Regions from separate parts of the Homo sapiens genome. Here region 1 is linked to region 2. A link is an interaction called in ENCODE POLR2A ChIA-PET data of the cell type or tissue named here. Cell type or tissue: CD4-positive, alpha-beta T cell. All regions are shown on one strand. Links, peaks and the distances in the headings refer to the core of each region. The heading gives the core; the rest is flanking DNA.

Evidence for each region. ChIA-PET counts read pairs that join two places held together with the same protein. Peaks named below come from ENCODE experiments on the same cell type or tissue, not always from the same donor. Only the 100,000 strongest peaks of a DNase experiment are listed, where the experiment ranks them.
Region 1: POLR2A ChIA-PET joins it to region 2 with 5 read pairs; 13 of 35 experiments call an interaction of 5 or more read pairs at or near these places.

What each region holds. Positions count from the first base shown.
Region 1 is chr10:63,270,530-63,281,486 of GRCh38, forward strand. The region is part of intron 2 of JMJD1C (jumonji domain containing 1C); the gene reads right to left. Among named protein-coding and RNA genes, the nearest start is that of MIR1296, 97 kb to the right of the region's middle. RefSeq lists an enhancer at 1-390. In CD4-positive, alpha-beta T cell, for the core only: no CTCF peak of the experiment used is centred there; a DNase peak (open chromatin) is centred at 3,242; H3K4me3 peaks cover 251 bases; H3K27ac peaks cover 1,871 bases.
Region 2 is chr10:63,404,684-63,415,640 of GRCh38, forward strand. The region is part of intron 1 of JMJD1C (jumonji domain containing 1C); the gene reads right to left. Among named protein-coding and RNA genes, the nearest start is that of JMJD1C-AS2, 20 kb to the right of the region's middle. In CD4-positive, alpha-beta T cell, for the core only: no CTCF peak of the experiment used is centred there; no DNase peak of the experiment used is centred there.

The DNA of each region.
Region 1 (10,957 bases), core at 191-5,190, 140 kb before region 2:
GATCTTGGCTCACTGCAATCTCTGGCTCCTGGGCTCGAGCGATCCTCCGACCTCAGCCTGCCATGTAGAAGGGACTACAGGTGGGCATCACCATGCCTAGCTAACTCTTTGTATTTTTTGTAGAGACAGGGTTTCACCATGTTGTCCAGAATGGTCTGGAACTCCTGAACTTAAGCGATCCACCCACTTCAGTTTCCTAAAGTGCTGGGATTTCAGGCATGAGTCACCCTGACAGGCCTTATAGTAATTTCTCGTTTCATAGTGGAGACTTACGTGATGATATGAGACTGACTTTGGCTACTCAATAAATCAAAGAGCAGAGATGGAATGGAATATAAATTTGTGGCTCTATGTAAAACATCAGGTTATGTCTATTAATTTGTCAGTATAATTAAATTTTAACCTTTAGAGCATCCAGCGAAAATTTGTAAGTTTCTGACTTAGAGCAGGAAAGCTGGCCATATACTTAAGTCAACCACGCTTCTGTATTACAATTTAATTGAAATGGTTTCAGTTTTATTGTAGAAATTACATGATGAAAGAGGAATTATATATGGTAACATGCACTGAAACTTTAAAAATACACTTGTAGGTGCAAGAAATATTTAATTTATTTTAAAAAGATGTATGTAAATAGTCTTTTTTTTCTTTTCTTTTTTTTTCTGAGACAGAATCTCACTGTTGCCCAGGCTGGAGTACAGTGGCATGATCTCAGCTCGCTGCAACCTCTGCCCCCGTGGGGATTCAAGCAATTCTCCTGCCTCAGCCTCCAGAGTAGCTGGGACTATAGACACGCGCCACCGTGCCCGGCTAATTTTTGTATTTTCAGTAGAGACAGGGGTGTCATCATGTTGACCAGGCTGGTTTCGGATCCCTGGCCTCAAATGATCCACCGATCTCAGCCTCTCAAAGTGCTGGGATTACAGGCGTGAGCCACCATGCCCGGATGTAAATAGTCTTTTATTATAAATGTATCCCTATGGAGAAATCTCAATTTCAGTAAATCTAAAAATTCATGCTAATTAAAAAAAATTTTTTTGAGATAGAGTTTCGCTCATGTTGCTCAGGCTGGAGTGCAATGGTGTGATCTTGCCTCACTGCAACCACTGCCTCCTGGGTTCAAGCGATTCTCCTGCCTCAGCCTCCTGTATAGCTGGGATTACATGCATGCACCACAACACTTGGCTAATTTTGTATTCATACTGATGTTTTTTAAATACCACATACATAATCCCTTTAAATCTACTCCAGAAGTATCAATTTCATTTCACAGAAATTATCAGGTTAGCTACTGAAAAGAGGCCGGGATCAGTGGTGGGTGGATCACTTGAGGTCAAGAGTTTGAGACCAGCCTGGCCATCATGGCAAACCCCGTTTGTACTAAAAATACAAAAATTAGCCAGGGCATGGTGGCGTACCTGTAGTCTCAGCTACTCTGGAGGCTGAGGCAGGAGAATTGTTTGAACCTGGGAGATGGAGGCTGCAGTGAGCCGAGATCATACCACTGCACTCTGGCCTGGGAGACAGAGCAAGACTCTGTCTCAAAAAAAAAAAAAAAGAACCAAGAAAAACTACCGAAAAGATATTTTCAATTTAGTATATGATGAACTTGCACTTATAAAAAGAATGAAAAAGAGATGGGCAATGATTAGCCTAAGACTGTGAGTAAAGTATGGCTTTATTTTACAGAACATATTGTGTAGAACATGCATGATCCAGAAGGTAACTTTATTTTTTTGAGATGGAGTTTTGCTCTTTTTTGCCCAGGCTGGAGTGCAATGGCACAATCTCGGCTCACTGCAACCTCTGCCTCCTGGGTTCAAGCAATTCTCCTGCCTCAGCCTCCCAAGTAGCTGGGATTACAGGTGCACGCCACCACGCCCAGCTAATTTTGTGTTTTTAGTAGAGACAGGGTTTCACCATGCTGACCAGGCTGGTCTCAAACTCCTGACCTCAGGTGATCCACCCGCCTCGGCCTCCCAAAGTTGCTGGGATTACAGGCATGAGCCACTGCTCCCAGCCAAGGTAACTTTAGAACGAAGTGTTTTTAATAATGTTGTCAAGTGGATATTAAATCGCATATAACCACCCTAATAATTCATTCATAATTAATCAGACATAAAATAAAAAGAATCTATGTAAATAAAAGAACTCACAATGTCATGTTACCAAACCAAAAAAAGCAAATGCTTAATACAGCTTAATATAACAAACTATCAAATTTTAAGTACTTTAGTACATTTCCCCAATTTATTGTACATTAGAAAATTTCACAGGATTTATCTCATAATCTTGCATAAACTCAAGTTTGTCTACACTATATGATATAGACTTAAAAACAGCTATTTTTGCTTCTCAAGTACTTCAGTCCCTTACAGAATCATATAGCACAAAGTACACTTAGCTAAACCATACAATTGCCTCAAAAGTCATACATTCTTAGTAACACAAATGTACTAATTTTTAGTAAAATTAATGTAATTAACAATACTGAAAAACCAAACATTCATTTTTAAAAAGTATTTCACACTACATCATGGTTGAATTAAAATAAGACTGGCTTCTCCACTACTAAAAATACTATAGAATCAATTCTTGATGCAAAGGATGCAGAGTTACAACTAGTTGGTAATAATGAATGCCTTTTAAATATTTAAAATGGGCTTGACATACATATATTTAGAGATTGGGTCTCACTCTGTTGTCCAGGCCAGAGTGCAGTGGAGCTATCAGCTCACTGCAGCCTCAAACTCCTGGGCTCAAGCCATCCTCCTGCCTCAGTCTCCTGAGCAGCTGGGACTACAAGTAAGTGCCACCATATCTGGCTAATATAAATATATTAATGTGACTGGTCTGGTATTAATTGGTCTGGTACTCTGGTAAATTTTTAACACAAACAAAAATAATGAAGTAATGACATAGAGAACCCACTTGGTATCAAGCATAAATTGCTAGCTTTTACTTCAAGTCTCCTTAATGCACTCCTGTTCTTATAACTCATTAGAGAATGGTAGATCCCACCTTTCACACAATTTAGTCCTTTAAATTGATTGTTCTTATGGCTTATACCTTCTTTACTAGACTGAGGTAAAAAGGTGAAAAGTTAATTTTTGTTTCTTTTTGTTGGGAGGTGAGGAGGGGAGTAAAAGGCCTTTTTTGGCTGCTAAACCAGGCTAGGGGAAGAGGAAACTACTCCAGTTACTGCCCAGAAATACACATCTCTAACTTCCTTCCTTTTTAGTTGGTTTCTAGGTTACAAGCTGAATGTATCAACACAGGTCAGAAGGTAAACAGAGGCTAAAAGGAAGGCAACACTGCCTGCCTACCCAAAGAAAATCTGCTCCTTCCAGTAATGTGAGAATCTTATATGTACAATTTTAGGAGTTAAAATAAACAAAGATTTTGGTTCCATTTATCTTGGGCCATGAAAAGAATACATCTCTCATCTTTATACACGTGGAAGCCTAAACAAACCACTGGATTTTAAAAAATTATACAGACTCAAAAACAAAAAAGCAAAAAACTCTGACAAGTTCAATGATCTAGCAATATAAATATTTTTAAAGACATATGGGTGGAAAAAAAGATGAACAACAATCGTAGGAGGAATTCAACTTGACTGGCCTTACAAGAAAGCTGACTATAATTCATTAAAGTATTTTTCAATAAGCCATACTGTAAAATCTATGAAAATACATAAAAATGTAACTCCTACATCATTGTAATGTCCAAAGGATTAAGTTTTTAACAGTAGGTCATACGCAGTGGTTCACGCCTGTAATCCCAGCACTCTGGGAGGCGGAGGCAGGTGGATCACTTGAGCCCACGAGTTTAGATCAGCCTGGGCAACATGGTGAAACCCTGTCTCTACAAAGAATAAATAAAAATAGCCAGGTGTGGTGGCACGCACCTGTGGTCCCAGCTACTCAGGAGGCTGAGGTGGGAGGATCGCTTCAGCCCAGGAGCCAGAGGTTGCAGGGAGCTGAGATTGTGCCACTGCACTCCAGTCTGGGTGACAGAGCGAGACTCAGTCTCAAAAAAAAAAACAAAAAAGTTTTTAACATTAATAACTCCATGCAGATCTTCTAAGCAATGCAAAACTTGTGTATCACAGTTTCAAACCTTCAATAGTCTATGATTTCTACAAGGATTTCTAGTAGATATGGACCTTAAGACTTTTTTAACTCTCCTATCTCCAGCAAACATTGTAGCACATTCATTCAATCAATAGGTATAAAATGGCTTCTATGTGCAAGGCACCATGCTTTGGGCCAGGGTATGCAATAGTGAGGAAAAGACAACCAAATTTTTACCCTAGCAGAGTATTCAGTCTTTTATAAGAGAACGGAATACAGTAATCATACAAATCAAGCAGCAATCATACAAGCAGACATAGTGGCATGCCCCTGGAATCCCAGCTACTTAGAAAGTGAGCTGAGAGGATGGCTTGAGCCCAGGGAGTAGGAGACCAGCCTGGGCAACATTGCAAGATGCTGTCTCTAAAAATATAGGTATTTTTAAAAAAGAAATACAAAATTTAGTCCTATTACTTTAATGTTAGAAATACTCTCATTTTTACAGATAAAAAAATGGACACTCGAGTCTAAGTGACTTTGTTTGTCAAAAATCTTGTTTATAGAAGTGCTAGGACCAGAACTTGGATTTCCTAATTCACAGCTGAATGATTTTTACATCATAAGATGGTGTGAAAGCATTGTATTTATTTTCATGCTGGTTGGCATGGGTGGCAGAGAGCAAAGTGTTTTGCCATCTGCTGAATTAAACTTTAAACTTTGAACGCTGAATGGAGAAAAATGAAGCCTGTCTAGAAGAAACTGCAAAGTCACAAAGTACAAAGGAAAAGAAGTATGACATAAGTTTATGTATTTTTAATTTGCTTTACTGACATACGTCACCTTTCACAAAGGAGAAATAAGCAGGATTAGGAGGAAAAATCAATTCAACATAAAGGGTTTTTAAAGCTATGTTCAGAAAAAGACCATTGGGAAAGATGATAAAACACCAATATTTGGAAGAAAGAAAAGCTTATTTAATTACTTTTATTTCTGTCAAGAAAAAGTGATTTTACTATGGAAAATATGAACTAGAGATTAAAAAAAACTAAAGATTAAATGATATGTAGAGGATCCTTTTTGTTTCCAAAAATAGTTTTCTTAACAAGTAACATAATTATATTTGAGAAAATTTGTAAAATAAATGCATGAAAAAGATCCCATATTCTTATCCTTAGTGAACCCAGCCAGTTAACTATTTAAGTGCACTTTCAGCCCTTTTTTTCCTCACAACCATATTAGTTATCAACATTCAGGATACACGCAAATTTTAAGTTGCTCATTTTATTTAATAATCTTCTCATGTTCTTACATTGCCATCATTTTAACGACTTAAAAAACAGGCATGAGTTTATTAAAGCATTAGTTTTATTATTCATTCTCTTAATGTTGAATGCTAAAGCTGCTTGCAATTTTGTATTATAAACAATACTATGAACGTCTTCATGCTTTTAGTAATTAAAAATCATAGATTAAATTATATGTTAGAATACTAAATTGGTAGGTACAAGCTCAGAGCCATTAACTGGTAGTCTTTGAAAAAAATCATGGCATTGCCAAGACATTAGAGATAGGCAGTTGAGGCCGGGCACGGTGGCTCATACCTGTAATCCCAGCACTTTGGGAGGCCGAGGCGGGCAGATCACAAGGTCAGGAGATCGAGACCATCCTGGCTAAAACGGTGAAACCCCGTCTCTACTAAAAATACAAAAAGTTAGCTGGGCGGGGTGGCGGGTGCCTGTAGTCCCAGCTACTCCGGAGGCTGAAGCAGGAGAATGGCGTGAACCTGGGAGGCGGAACTTCCAGTGAGCCGAGACCCCGCCACTGCACTCCAGCCTGGGAGACAGAGTGAGATTCCGTCTCAAAAAAAAAAAAAAAAAAAGACCAGCCTGGCCAACATGGTGAAACCCCAACTCTACTAAAAATACAAAAATCAGCTGGACATGGTGGCAGGTGCCTGTGATCCCAGCTACTCAGGAGGCTGAGGCAGGCATGGGGATTACAGGTGCCCACCACCACTACGCCCCAGCTAATCTTTGTATTTTTAGTAGGGACAGGGATTCGCCATATTGGCCAGGGTGGTCTCCTGACCTCAGGTGATCCACCCTCCTCAACCTCCCAGTGCTGGGATTACAGACTTGAGCCATGGCACCCTACCAGGAAACCAATTTTAATTACGTATGTAATTAACAGTAGTCCCACAAAATATGAGACTCACTGAAGAGTGAGATATTGAAGCTTATACAGCATCTGAAGCTATGGAAGGAATAGAAGCTTGGGGCTTTTTTTTTTTTTTTTTTGAGAGAGAGTCTCGCTCTGTCGCCCAGGCTGGAGTGCAGTGGCAAGATCTCGGCTCATGAACTCTGCCTCCCGGGTTCATGCCATTCTCCTGCCTCAGCCTCCCGAGTAGCTGGGACTACGGGCACCCACCACCACGCCCAGCTAAGTTTTTGTATTTTTAGTAGAGACAGGGTTTCACCGTGTTAGCCAGGATGGTCTCGATCTCCTGACCTCGTGATCCGCCCGCCTCGGCCTCTCAAAGTGCTGGGATTACAGGCATGAGCCACCGTGCCTGGCCAAAATAGTAATCTCTATTTTTTTATTTTTTTTAATCAATGTTGACCAGGTTGGCCTCGAATGTGTAGCCTCGCCTCCCCGAGTGCCAGGGCAACCGGCCTGAGCCACCGAGACTCCCAGAAGCTTGGGGCTTTTAAGGGTTGGTGTCTACACAAGTTATACAAAATGGAGTGAGAGGAGGAAATACATGATGAATAAAGATAGTCTTGTTATGCAGACTAAAGTCTCTCAGGTAATAACAGTTGTCTGCAGCAGCCCTTTCCCTGATACAGGTAACTTTTACTAAAGTAGATCTCCTTTATAGATGGGTAAATTTCTTTTACAAAAGGGCAGCTTTTCAAAATTACTCCTGTGTCTGCAGATTCTCAGAATAACTAGCTCAAAACATGGCAAAAAAAGATATTTTGGGGATGGTATATTCTGGTCTCTTACCAGAATATTTTGGGTGGGGTATCTTGAGCCAACAATGGATAATCAGTATAATGAAAATTTTTAAAAAACAAATTGACCAAGTAAGAGCAAAATATATTCATTGAGAGTAATTTGCATTTCTTTTTTTTTTTTTTTTTTTTTTTTGAGACAGAGTCTTGCTCTGTCTCCCAGGCTGGAGTGCAATCTTGTGATCTTGGCTCACTGAAACCTCTGCCTCTTGGTTCAAAAGATTCTCCTGCCTCAGCCTCCCGAGTAGCTGGGATTACAGGTGTGCGCCACCACGCCTGTCTAACTTTTCTATTTTTAGTAGAGATGGGGTTTCGCCATGTTGGCCAGGCTGGTCTCCAACTACCTCAGGTTATCTGCCCACCTCGACCTCCCAAAGTGCTGGGATTACAGGCATTAGCCACTGTACCCAGCCTGCATTTTAATAAAAACAAAAGTTATTAGGTTAATAAGATTTGAAACTAAGCTTTAAGGAACTTGACTTAAACAAAACTTTTATCAAGACAACCTACAATAGGTAAGTCAATGAAATACAGGCTGGATGATAATTACATATCTGCAGTGGGTTAAAGAGTACTGATTAATAGGCCAGGCACAGTGGCTCACAGCTGTAATCCCAGCACTTTGGGAAGTTGAGGTAGGCAGATCACTTGAGGTTGGGAGTTTGAGACCAGCCTTACCAACATGGTAAAACCCTGTCTCTACTAAAAATACAACAATTAAAAGAGAATAATAATAATAATAATAATAATAATAAAATTAGCCGGGTGTGGTAGCGCATGCCTGTAGTCCCAGCTACTTGGGAGGCTGAGGCAGGAATCGCTTGAACCCAGGAGGCAAAGGCTGCAGTGAGCTGAGATTACGCCACTGCACTCTGGCCTGGGCGACAGACGAGACTCCATCTCCAAAAAAATCAAAAGCAAGCAAACAAACAAACAAACAAAAAAAAGAGTACTGATTAGTAGTACTGTTGCCGAGCGTGTGATCCCAGCACCTTTAGGAGGCCGAAGTCGGGAGTTCAAGACCAGCCTGACCAACATGGAGAAATCCTGTCTCTACTAAAAATACAAAATTAGTCAGGCATGGTGACACATGCCTGTAATCCCAGCTACTTGGGAAGCTGAGGCAGGAGAATCGCTGGAACCCAGGAGGCAGAGGTTGCGGTGAGCTGATATTGTGCCATTGCACTCCAGCCTGGACAACAAGAGCAAAACTCCCATCTCAAAAAAAAAAAAAAAAAATAGTACTGTTATTAACCTGTGATATGTTATTCATTCATTTCTGGTCTTATATACTCATTATCGCTTGAAAGCTATCTCTATTTTCAAATTAACAAATGACAGAATGGCTGGCTACGCACGGTAGCTCACGCCTGTAATCCCAACACTTTGGGAGGCCGAGGCAGCTGGATCACCTGAGGTCAAGAGTTTTAGACTAGCCTGGCCAACATGGTGAAACCTCATCTCTACTAAAAATACAAAAAATTCTCCGGTGTGTTGGCGGGCGCCTGTAATCCCAGCTACTCAGGAGGCTGAGGCAGGAGAATCGCTTGAACCCACGAGGCAGAGGTTGCAGTGAGCTAAGACGGTGCCATTGCACTCCAGCCTGGGCAAAAGAGCAAAAACGTGGTCTCGAAACAAACAAAACAAATTACATAGTGATTTAAAAATATGTCTTATGATAAAAACAATCATGACCTAGATTTTAAAATGATCAAGAAAATCTGGAATTGTATCCATTGAAACAGAAAAAAAATTTTAAAAAGCTAAAATAAGGATTAACCTTAAATTTTAATAATGAAAAAATTTACCTACATTTAGGTTTAAAAACTCAAACTACTCAAGTAGAATGTACAGAAGCACTAGCTTCCTTGAAATGCATGTGAAAGAGGCCAAGGGCCAGGGGCTCACACCATAATCTCAGCACTTTGGTAGGGAGGCAAAGGTGGGAGGATTGCTTTGAGACAGTGAGACCATCTCTACAACAAAAAAAAATTTTTAAATTAGCTGGGCATGGTGGCATGTGGCTGTAGTCCCAGCTACAAAGGAGGAGCACTTGAGCCCACGAAGTTAAGACTGTAGTGAGCCATGTTTGTGCCACTGTACTACAGTCTAGATGACAAAGCAAGACCCTGCCTCTAAATTAATTAATTAATTTATGTGAAAGAATCCTGAAGGGTTTGAAGACACTAAACCAATACATATTACATATACATTTTTAAATGGGAGTGGGGGGAATCAAAACTTGAATAGGCTGGACACGGTGGCTCACGCCTGTTTTCCCAGCACTTTGGGAGGCCGAAGTGGGTGATCACCTCAGGTCAGGAGCTCAAGACCAGCCTGGCCAACATGGTGAAACCCTGTCTCTACTAAAAATACAAAAACTACCTGGAGTGTGGTGGCACACACCTGTAGTCCCAGCTACTCAGGAGGCTGAGACAGGAGAATCACTTGAACCCGGGAGGCAGAGGTTGCAGTGAGCCGAGGTCATGCCACTGCACTCAAGTCTGGGTGACAGGGCGAGACTTCATATCAATTTAAAAAAAAATTACAGAATAATAAGATCATTTGAAGGAATGCTAAATGTTTTGCCTGGGGAAGAGAAGAGGGGCAAATAATAAATATGTACGATTATTTAAAAAGTTAGTGTAGGCCACACGCGGTTGCTCACGCCTGTAATCCCAGCACTCTGGGAGACTGCGGTGGACGGATCACAAGGTCAAGAGATTGAGACCATCCTGGCCAACATGGTGAAACCCGGTCTCTACTAAAAATACAAAAAAATTAGCTGGGTGTGGTGGAACGCACCTGTAGTCCCAGTTACTCGGGAGGCTGAGGCAGGAGAATAGCTTGAACCCAGGAAGCGGAGGTTGCAGTGGGGCGAGATGGCATCACTGCACTCCAGCCTGGGCGACAAGAGTGAAACTCCATTTCAAAAAAAAAAGATTCTGAATGAAAATTTGTCAAGTCGTCACTATAAGGAATATATTTCTGCCTCTGCCTGGGGATGGTTTATAAAATATTAAAGATTCTTTTCAATTCTAAGATTTTAATATTATCTTGTTCAATCTACTTAGTGTTTAAGAGCAAAGTACAGATAAATGTGATAAACCAAACTCTTCATAAACACTGCTACCACTTGTGTATATATAAAGAAGCATAAAATAAGTACTCCTGAATGTTTCATGTATTATTCACATGAACTGGCAGAATTAAAGGTAAAAAGTAACATCTCCCATTTTAAACTTCATAAAGTAAACCAAGTAGGCTGTCCCGCTTGACAGAAATAAAACGACACAAGATGCTTGTGTGGCATGGGATCCATGGGATCCTTTACCTCTTTTTCTTTTTTTTTTTTTGAGACGGAGTCTTGCTGTGTCGCCCAGGATGGAGTGCAGTGGTGCGATGGGATTTCACCGTGTTAGCCAGCATGGTCTTGATCTCCTGACCTCGTGATTCACCGCCTCCGCCTTCCAAAGTGCTGGGATTACAGGCGTGAGCCACCACACCCGGCCTTTTTTTTTTTTTTTTTGAGATGGAGTCTCGCTCGCTCTGTCGCCCACGCTGAAGTGCAGTGGCACGATCTCGGCTCACTGCAACCTCTGCTTCCCAGGTTCAAGCAATTCTCCCGCCTCAGCCTCCCTAGTAGCTGAGATTACAGGCACACGCCACCATGCCCGGCTAATTTTTCTGTTTTTTTTTTTTGTTTGTTTTTTGTTTTTTTAGTAGAGATGGGGTTTCACCATGTCGGCCAGACTGGTTTTGAACTCCTGACCTTGTGATCTGCCCGTCTCGGCCTCCCAAAGTGCTATGATTACAGGCGTGAGCCACTGCGCCTGGCCTTTTTTTTTTTTTTTTTTTTTTTTTTTT
Region 2 (10,957 bases), core at 4,054-9,053:
ACAAGAAAGGTTACTGAGTAGCAGAGATGTAAAACATCTAAAATCCATAAAGCCAAGGGTGACAACATAGTAATTAGGGAAGGAGGATAAAGAGAAGCAATTATTAACTTATAAATATGTAACAAAAATTGGTCATATAAAGAATGTTTTAACATTAAATTTTAAAATGAAACAAAAGCAGTACATGGGGTGAAAAGAAATAGCAACTACCTTAACACTTGTTCTAAGTCCATTTTCTGAAGAAATTCAATCCAAAAAGTAGGAGTCTTTGCTATTTACCAGCTGCAATGTTTAAGGATCAACATGATACAATTAGTTCTTGCTCCCAAGGATAACTACAATTATATTTCAAACAGAGTGCAAGGATAAATATGTGAATAGCAATCCTTATAAAAATACTACCATCATATAACTTTTTAAATTTAAGAAGTTTATACAACACATGTATGTACATTCTCTCACTTCATTTTTAGCACCTCAATTCTCTCAATTAAATCCTATAAAGTAGGTATTAAATATGTTTTTCAGATGAGAACTCAAGACCCAAAAAGATTAAGTGATTTATCTGTTACACAGCTAATACATGGGAGAGTCAGAATTCAAACCTGAGTCTACTTTAATACCACATGTAGATTTTTTTTTTTTTTTTTTTTTTGAGATGGAGTCTTGCTCTGTTGTCCATGCTGGAGTACAGTGGCATGATCTCAGCTCACTGCAACCTCTGCCTCCAAAGCTCAAGCGATTCTCATGCCTCAGCCTCCCAAGTAGCTGGGATTACAGGTGTGCGCCACCAAGCTCAGCTAATTTTTTTGTATTTTTAATACAGACGACGTTTCACCACGTTGGCCAGGCTGGTCTCAAACTTCTGGGCTTGAGTGATCCACCCACCTCAGTCTCCCAAAGTGCGGGGATTACAGGCATGAGCCACAGCGCCCAGCCCCACATGTACATTTAAAAGGAAACAGTACTTGACAATATGGATGGGAGACAAAAAAGCAAAAGATGTATTTTTTAATTCTATAGATGTCAATAATTCTAATAAGAAAATGCAGCAGACATTTCCTGTGAAAGTAGTAACTCTAGTAGTAAAAAGTAATATCAATATTTGATTTCTCAGGGCCTGACATACATTAGGAACTTACTGTCAGTGGACTGAATAAATGAAGGGGATGAGTAAAACAATGAGGCTACATAGTTTCTGGTGTCCAATTTTTAAAGGACATATATATAACAGGAGAGAAACAAATATGCATATATACAGATTAATATCATCAATCTTATAAGAACGTTATCAGAACAAACTACATTTTATAAGTAATACAAAGGAAAACCAAACAAGCCCATTGCCTGCATAAATTCAGGAGGCTAAACTAAGAAGAAACAAGAATATTACATGGGAAAGATGGTGTAATATTAACAGATGCAGACAAAATAAACAACTACTCACACCTCCTGCTTTGTATCCATCTTCTCCACTAAGGAGAATTGAATAAAAAACTGGAAAAGGTAGAAGAAACATAGTTAAAAAGTAAATGAAGAGCAAATAAGAAGACAGAGAATATCTAGTCACTTTTAAATTTAGTTTTTTTCTGTGGAGCTTAACTAATCACAGGTCGGAATTAGGCATGTATGCATCTCCAATGTGTGGAAAACAATACTGGAAGAGAACAGTTTCTAATAAGCAATTTTGGACATGAAGAAAAACGTTTCCTAGAAAATATGTATCAAACAATCACAGAAGTTTCAAGTGTAAAAGTTTAATAATCCATCAATATGTGTCCATATCAAAGTCCAGAAGTTTTTATTTGTAAGATGGTTTAAAGGCATAAAAAAAGAAAAAAGGCTACACCAAGAGGTAATTTTATTTCCCTACAAGTGATGTTAAATTTTTATTATCAATAAATTTCTTCTTTTTAGGTAGGCTAGTATAACTAATCCAACACTAGATTTTTTTTTAAGCAAAATAGTATGGGAAAATATCCTGAAAATATTCTTAGGAATAAAATAAAAAAATAAAAACTCAATAATACAGCACAAGCAGGTACTGATAGCTGGAATAAACAACCATAACTTATAATATTAACCAAGAACTAAAGTAAAATTGATAAAATGTCTTCAAATATATTCCACAGGGCTCTATCATTACACTTCAGTCAAGACACTTACAAAAGTCAAATTGTGAAATGAATGTAGGACTCAAAGAATAATAATTAACATGCTGGATGATGAGGATTGTAAGGTTTCAACAGATTGAAAAGATGGGTAAAATAAACTAATTTTAAAATAACAGCAAAACCAGTGGTAGCTAACTTAGTGGAAAAAAAAAGAAGCTTAATCTAAAGCCAAATATTAGGGAAAGCTGATTAATATGCTAAATTACCAAAGATAAGCTATGCCCCAAAGGTTCAAAAATTGAGTAGGGGTAAAGTAGGGCTAACAGGAAGACTGACCATAGTCTACTGAAGCAGCAGCTAGACTCTCAGATTTCTCCCTGACTCTAGCCTAGCAACTGTCTCCTTTCCCATTATGGTACGAAAAAAAGGTTTATTTCTTAGAAAAGGTTATGAAAGGGTCCCTGGACCAAGAAGCATATTAAAACAGGTTGAGGGCAGAGATTACCATTGAAACAGAAGAAGGATTAAGTGAAAGCTGACATAATGAAATATGTCTAGGACTAGACCCTCCTTTCATCCTCAGTCTTCTTTCCTCATAGGGCATAACTCTGAAAGCCAGATAAAGCACTGACAGATTTCTTTGGAAACCTAACCACTTTAAAAAAATCTAAATATACAGACATTAGGTATTCCCCTATGGAAATGAGCAGATCTCAAATAGATAAGATGACATCCAACAAAGTCCACCCACATGCTCAGAGTTTCCAATGTACTTTTTTAGTGTTACTCTATTACATACAAGTAGTCTGAAAGAATTGTCAGGAATTTCATTTGAAGAAAACATTAGACATAAAATACAGAGACTAAAATATACATAGGGAAAAATGACAGGAAGAAAATAGACCAAAGAGAAGAAAACAAAACATTAAAAAAAAAAAGAATATTCTGAATGAGGTAAGAGGAAAATACCATAATCAAAAGCAAAAGGATGCTATCAAAATACAACAATCTGGAGAAACAAACAAAAAAAAAAACAGAAAAAAATCTTTAGCAAATTAAATTATGATAGCAGAAATAAAAAATACAATAGGTTTAGAAAAGGAAGCTGAAAATTTTTCCAAGTAGAACATAAAGGATATAGGAGACAAAGGGAAAAACAGAATCAGTGTGGTTCAATATCCCAACACAAGTTTCAGAAAAGAGAAACGTAACAGAGAAAAAAGAGAATCTTAGAAACAATTCAGAAAAACTTTTCAGAACTAACACTCATAAATTTCAAAACTGAAAAGCAACTCCTCAAAAGCTAAGCACAACAGATAAAAATCACCTGGTGCAGTGGCTCATGCCTGTAATCCCAGCACTATGGGAGGCCGAGGCAGGTGGATCACGAGGTCAGGAGATCAAGACCATCCTGGCTAACACGGTGAAACCCCCTCTCTACTAAAAATACAAAAAATTAGCTGGGCGTGGAGGCGGGCGCCTGTAATCCCAGTTATTCGGAAGGCTGAGGCAGGAGAATCACTTGAACCTGGGAGGCGAAGGTTGCAGTAAGCCGAGATCGCGCCATTGCACTCCAGCCTGGGCCACAGGAGCAAAACTGTCTCAGAAAAAAAAAACAGATAAAAATCAATGTACATCTAGGAAAGTTATTGTGAAATTTCCAAGCAGAGACACAAGAAAAGATCCCACAAGTTTCTTTTATATAAAAGATCAAAAACCAGAACAACATCTGACTTTTTAAAAGCAAATTCAGAATCTGGAAGTCACTGATTAATGCTTCCCAAATTCTGAGGAAAAATCATTTCTAATTTTTCATCTAGAATTCTATATCCAGTCAGGTCTGAGTCAAGTTTGAGAGTAGAATTAAGATATTTTCAGATGAACGGGCCATCAAGTATATCCTAAATGTAGGGTGGTTTTTTTTTTTTTAAAGGAGTAAGATATACTCCATCGATACAAGAGAATAAACTAAGACAAGAAATCCACGAAAAGAATCCAGCAAAAGTGAGTCAAGGAAATCACCAAGATGATAGTCACATAAAATCAAGAGGCCTGGAGGGCCAGTACAGATATAAAGGCCTGAGGAAAGATTTCATAAAGAAGATAAAATTGACAGGATACCTAATATACAAACCTGAATGTACTGAAATGATTTTACGTAACTTAGGGAGTATCTGATTAATCAGTGGCAAGTACATATCATTAATTCCAAAAAAATAGTATTTTCCAAGAAATTAAAAGTCAACATATACTAAGTAGCTAACCAAAAATTGTGTTGACATTTTAGAAATAAAACTTTTAAATGTTTACTTTAATGTTCTCTCTTAAGTCTCATGCAGGTTAATTTCTCAAATTACTAATGTTTAATAAGTACTACCATTTCAAAAGCACAGTCATTACAAACCACTCGTAATTGACATCTTACTACATACATAAAACAACTTCCATACACAGAAAATTCTGGGAGGGATGGAACTGGCAACCAAAATGAGTGACTGAGGCCACAGTCTCAACCAATCAAGGTTTATTAAGCCAGCTTTAGGGCCCATCCAGGAAAAACCAACACATATGTAACTGTTTTTCCAAAGAGATTTTCAGGAGGTTTCCTATTTATGTGTTTCCTTAAAGCGGGGCAGGCATGTAGGAAGAGGGACAGGTAGGCAGTAACGTGAATGGTTAAATTCCTGTGAGATTTTAATTGGTATCTAGTAAAAACTATATTTTACATAATATTAGGTGAATGAAGGAAAAACAGAGTAAAGGAAAAATCAATTCTGCAGACATCTCTGGGTCAGTGGAAGAATGACTATTCTTGTCTCTGTTCTGCATCTGAGAAGGTAAGATTGTAAATGACATTATCAGTGTGGCACAGAACAGACCTTAGTTTTAGGAGCTTCACTTAGATTGTACACCTAAAGTTACAACTGGCATGTATCTGTTTGTGGGAGACCAGCGAAGCATTTGCTTTTCAGTGATCTGTAGGGGAAGTCTTTCATAGATGCCTGAGGTCTTTTACTTTTACATGAGGATCTGGTTAAGGCATAATGTTAGTAACAGCTACTCACTTGAAAGAGTGTGTTGCATGACTCAGACTCCAGGATTAACTTTCCTTTTGCATAAGGAGTCTGGGGGTCCTGGGATTTTTAATTTCCTTTACAGAATCAAGTCTAGGCTGCTCAGCCACACAGTACCTGGCACAGAGGAAGTAATAAATATATATTTGAATAAATGAAAAGATCATATAAGGAAGTGTCTTCTCTAGATGTATTAAAAGATCTCACTGCCCCTTCCTAAATGCCAGGAAGCACTGTCGAATATCTATCACAGAAAACTAACGACAAGCAGACCCTAGGTATTCCTACTTTAAAATATTGTAACCATTTATAAATGACCCCACAATACATACAGTGACATATAACATATTATTTCACCAAGGCACAAATTTAATCACATATATTGCATGGCTTTTGTGTACAGGAAATAGTTGGTGAACTATTCATCCACAGTTCAAAACATCTATGGATTTCTCCTAAATCTCATCTTTTTGTGATCTCTACTTAGTCTAACATGATCTACTATTTCTAAAGTTAACAAAATGTAACAGAAAAGGTTACTGTTAATACTGTGAAGGAAATGAAGAGTGAGTGAGGTGAAAGAAAGTGATAATATCTATAAATGTCAGGACCACTGCTAATACCAAGCTGTCATATGAAGAACTGGAAAAACCTTCCATAAGAATCCAGAGACATAATTATTAATGACAGAGCCAGGACCAGAAATCAGTCCTAACTTCTAAGCAAATAAACTTTCCAGCATACCTTATTACCCTTTCCTTGAGTTAGCATCTTCTTTTTAAAGACAAAAAATATACTGAGCCCAAACCAGTAATTTTATGTATGTTTTTATTATATATTTTATTATAATACTCTATTTTGGTTTTCATAATACCCCACACTACACTAACTGTTCCAAATTACTTCTTTCTAGGCCCAAGAGAACTCCAGAGCTCTAATGGAGAAAAGTAGATAAGAGCCGTATCTTCCAACAGCAAACAATCCTAAGCATTTTCAGGTCTTAAGCACTAATCAACTTTCAGTCAACATTAAAACTACTTTTCACTGTTGAAACCATGGAGAAAGACAAGTAAATCTTGTTACTAATCAGTCTATGTCCCATTTAATGAAGAAGTTTTGGACTTTTGGTCCTCAGAGCAATGAAAGAATAAACTTCTGTTGTTTCCATCCACCAAATTTGTTGTGATGTTATGGCAGCCCTAGGAATCTAATATATTAAGTTTCACAGATATTATACTGAGTGTAAAAAGCCACTGAATGATTCCAGTTATATTAAGTTCAACAACAGGAAAATCTCATCTTTGGTGATAGAACTGAGATCAGTGGAACAGAGGGGCGGTATAGACTGGGTAGAGGTACCAGGTTAACTACAGTGAGTGAGAAACATGGTAGTTACATGAGTAGATACAAATGTGTCACTGATTTTTTTTTTTTTTTTTTTTTTTGAGACGGAGTCTCGCTCTTGTCACCCAGGCTGGAGTAGGTGGCCCAATCTTGGCTCACTGCAACCTCCGCCTCCCGGGGTCAAGCGATTCTCCTGCCTCAGCCTCCTGAATAGCTGGGATTACAGGTGCCCACCACCATGTCCGGCTAATTTTTGTACTTTTAGTAGAAACGAGTTTTCACCATGTTGGTCAGGCTGGTCTCGAACTCCTGACCTCAGGTGATCCGCCTGCCTGGGCCTCCCAGAGTGCTGGGATTACAGGCGTGAGCCACCACACTCGGCCTGATTTTTTTTTTTTTTTTTTTGAGGCGGAGTGTTACTCTGTTGTCCAGGCTGGAGTGCAGTGGCACAACTTTGGCTCACTGTAACCTCCAACTCCTGGGTTCAAGTGATTCTCCTGCCTCAGCCTCCTAAGTAGCTGGGACTACAGGTGCGTGCCACCATGCCCAGCTAAGTTTTTGTATTTTTAGTAGAGACAGGGTTTCACCATGTTAGCCAGTATGGCCTCGATCTCCTGACCTCATGATCCCACCTACCTTGGCCTCCCAAAGTGCTGGGATTACAGGCGTAAGCCACAGCGCCTGGCCCAATTTTTTTTTTTTTTTTTTTTTTTAAATAGAGACAAGATCTTGGCCATGTTGCCCAGACTGCTCTTGAACTCCTGAGAACTCCTGAGCTCCAGCTATTTGCCCACCTCAGCCTCCCAAAGTGCTGGGATTACAGGCTTGAACCACCATGCCCAGCCAAAAATGTGTTTTTTAAAAACATGAAGAGCTATGTACAACTGACCCTGGAACAATTCAGGGGTTGGGACTGAGGACAGCCCGCCCAGTCGAAAAGCTGAATGTAATTTTTGACTCCCCATAAAATTAACTGGTAATAGCCTACTGTTGACCGGAAGTCTTAACAATGACATAAAGTCAATTAACAAATATTTTGTATGTCTATTATATACTGTATTCTTACAGTAAAGTAAGCTAGAGAAGTTATTATGAGCAAGAGAAAATACATTTACAGTACTGTACTTATTGATTCCTAAATTTCTGTTCTATGGTATCATTCGAAGTTTGCGAGATTGCACTAAACAACATTAAAAATTATGCAAGGACTGCGAGAGATCATTTCTTATTGCAATATGGTATTTAGTGGAGAGGTCAACTACTCACATGGAGATGTCAGCATCACACTGAGTTTTAAGCAGACATTCGCAACATTTGAGTTCAACACAGTAAAAACAGGAGGTGGCTAAAAACCTATCACAGCATGTACTAAAGTTAATTTTATGTAGTTATGAGTTAATACTGCATCTTTATGTTTGTTTATATTTCTCTCTACTGTAAATAGTGCCATGTCACGTCTCTGTGTGGGTAAAGTTCTGATATTTTAACTTTTTAAATAGATTTGTGTATATTTTATGGTAGCAAATGATAAAACTAAGATGTACATATATTTTATGCATTTATGACATACCTAACATTTTCTAAATTTTTAAAAATATTTCTAGGCTACATGGTTCATCTATGAGTTTTTTCAAATTGCTGCAAATCTCTAAAATATTTTGCAATATATTTATTTAAAAGTATCTGCATATAAATTGACTCTCAAAGTTCAAACCCACATTGTTCAAGTGTCAACTGCACAGAAGAATAGTGTATACGAGGGATGATATTGATTTAATTAAAATAAATAAGAAAAAGCCGAAACACAAAAATAGAGTATATCAAAACAATACCACAAAGTAGTTGCTAAATAAATTCCTATTGAAAGACTAAGCAGTTCAGTGTTACCTTAAGACAAGCCATTTTAATCAGGCAGACAAAGATATACAACACAATTTATAAATTTTAGAATGGTCTCATCTACAAAAGCGTATGTATATGTGTGTTATCTCTTAAAGAGGTAACAGGAAAAGAGGTCAAAGACAAGCAACCTTCATTATTTTGATGAGACAGAACTGTTTGGACTTTACCTGGTCTGCTGTTGAGTATCAAAAGAGGTTATTACTCTCTTTATGTTTTGCTACCTTAAATATATGGTATTCATGATAAATTTACCTCTGTTAAATAACATTCTTAAAATTTATGACATATTATAGTTTAATATGTGTAGATTTTAAGACAGGTTTTCTGAGCAGAATTACAAAATAGAGACATAATCTCATATTGGAGGAAAATTGTGGGCAACTACTGGGAAGGAGGAAGTCTTAGATTTATTCAGTAAAATAGTTTGCTAAACTTCTTTCTGGTGGGGGAAAGATTCTTCATAGCTATCTTATGCTGCCAGGTAACTTTTCTTCCGTTTAGCTGAGACAAAAAACGGTTATCAAGCGATAAGATAATGAAAAAGTATTTTTTTCCTTGATAAGAAATACTAGAAATCTAAATAAAGCAAATATTTTAACTTTAGGAAGTATTTTAACTTTTCTCCCTGGATTTTTCTGTCAATTCAGATTATAAGCTGAATGAAAGAGTCAAAAATGTTTGTGGTAAAAATTAGAGAATTTCAAAATTGCTAACACTGAAAAATACCAGATAAACCAAAGATAAAAGGTTCCTTGATTCTATTTAAATGTGAAAAAGAACCATAGTGAAGAGTAACTGATACTGAAAGAATGAAAAATACCTACTTTTACAAAGACATTTGGATTTCTTAAAAGTATGCTATCAATACTTTTTTTTTTTTTTTTTTTGACACGGAGTCTTGCACTGTCGACCAGGCTGGAGTGCAGTGGTGCGATCTTGGCTCACTGCAAGCCCCACCTCCTGGGTTCATGCCATTCTCCTGCCTCAGCCTCCCGAGTAGCTGGGACTGCAGGTGTCCGCCAACACGCCCAGCTAATTTTTTGTATTTTTAGTACAGACAGGGTTTTACTGTGTTAACCAGGATGGTCTCGATCTCCTGACCTCGTGATCTGCCTGCCTCGGCCTCCCAAAGTGCTGGGATCACAGGCATGAGCCACGCACCCAGCCAATACTGTGTATTTTCTAGTATTAAACACTAAGAAAACTGAATCTACTAAACATTCTTAGTAAACAGTTTCTCTTTTTTTAACCTTAAAATGTATATTTTAGTCTGTGTATTATATATTCTCATTTAAAAATATCAATTTAGAGATCTCAAGTCTAACCAGAATCACCATAAGGCCAGAGTTTGTTCCCCGTAATTTTCTCAACTCTCATAATGTGAGCACCGTGCTCAAAAGGTAACTGTGATTCCAGTTACTGACATACAAGAAAAATCGAGATGCAAGAAAATCAGCCTATCAAAATATATATTAAAAATTTATTCTGCTCCGGGCACAGTAGATGATGCCTGTAATCCCAACACTTTGGGAGGCTGAGGAGGGTGAATCACTTGAGGTCAGGAATTCAAGACCAGCCTGGCCAACATGGTGAAACTTCATCTTTCTTTGCTAAAAATAACAACAACAACAACAACAAAACTCACCGGTTGTGGTGGCAGGTGCCTGTAGACCCAGCTACTCGGGTGGCTGAGACAGGAGAATCACTTGAACCCAGGAGGCAGAGGCTGCAGTGAGCTGAGATCAGGCCACTGCACTCCAGCCTGGGCGATACAGCAAGACTCTATCTCAAAAAAAAAAAAAAATTATTCCAACACTAGAGAAAAAAAAAAAACTGTCCTGGATGAACTGACAAACAATAGGTTGGTATTCCCAACAAGGCCTTAAAAGTGAACTGAATTTAAGTGCATTTTTGCTTTATGTGCTGTGCCAACTTTGCAATTTAATCCTCTTCAGGATACAACTCCACTGACTCTGGAAGTGACTAAATGTTAACAGTATGACTTTGTGTAAACATATAGTTACTTAGAAAACCCCACTTAAGAATAAAATTTTTCCTTATATAAAATGACTTTACTATTAATATATAATATCACAGGTACTACGTATCAGATATACCTCATTATGATTAAATCTTTAAATTTTAGTGTCATTATTCATTTAAAAGCTGCCAGTTTACTAAATTATATAACCCTTCTCCATCTAATAAAACCTTATCAGAAAGTACCAATATGAAAGATTAACTATTATGTGATATTAATAAACAGTTATCAATTATGCTTCCTTCAAAGCTTTTATATATCAAAATATGAAACTAGTTCTCACTTGTAATATAACTGGTATTACAAACCATTAGTTCAATTCATGTGGATTCAGCAAAACTTTATTATAGGTGTTTGATTTTTAAATTTTAATTTAGCATATTCTTAGAACTACTGATACTGAACATGACCTTTAAAAAAATCTTTTTATTTTTGTAAGGTGATAGGTACACACAGCCAAAACTTTCAATCATAATCCTCTG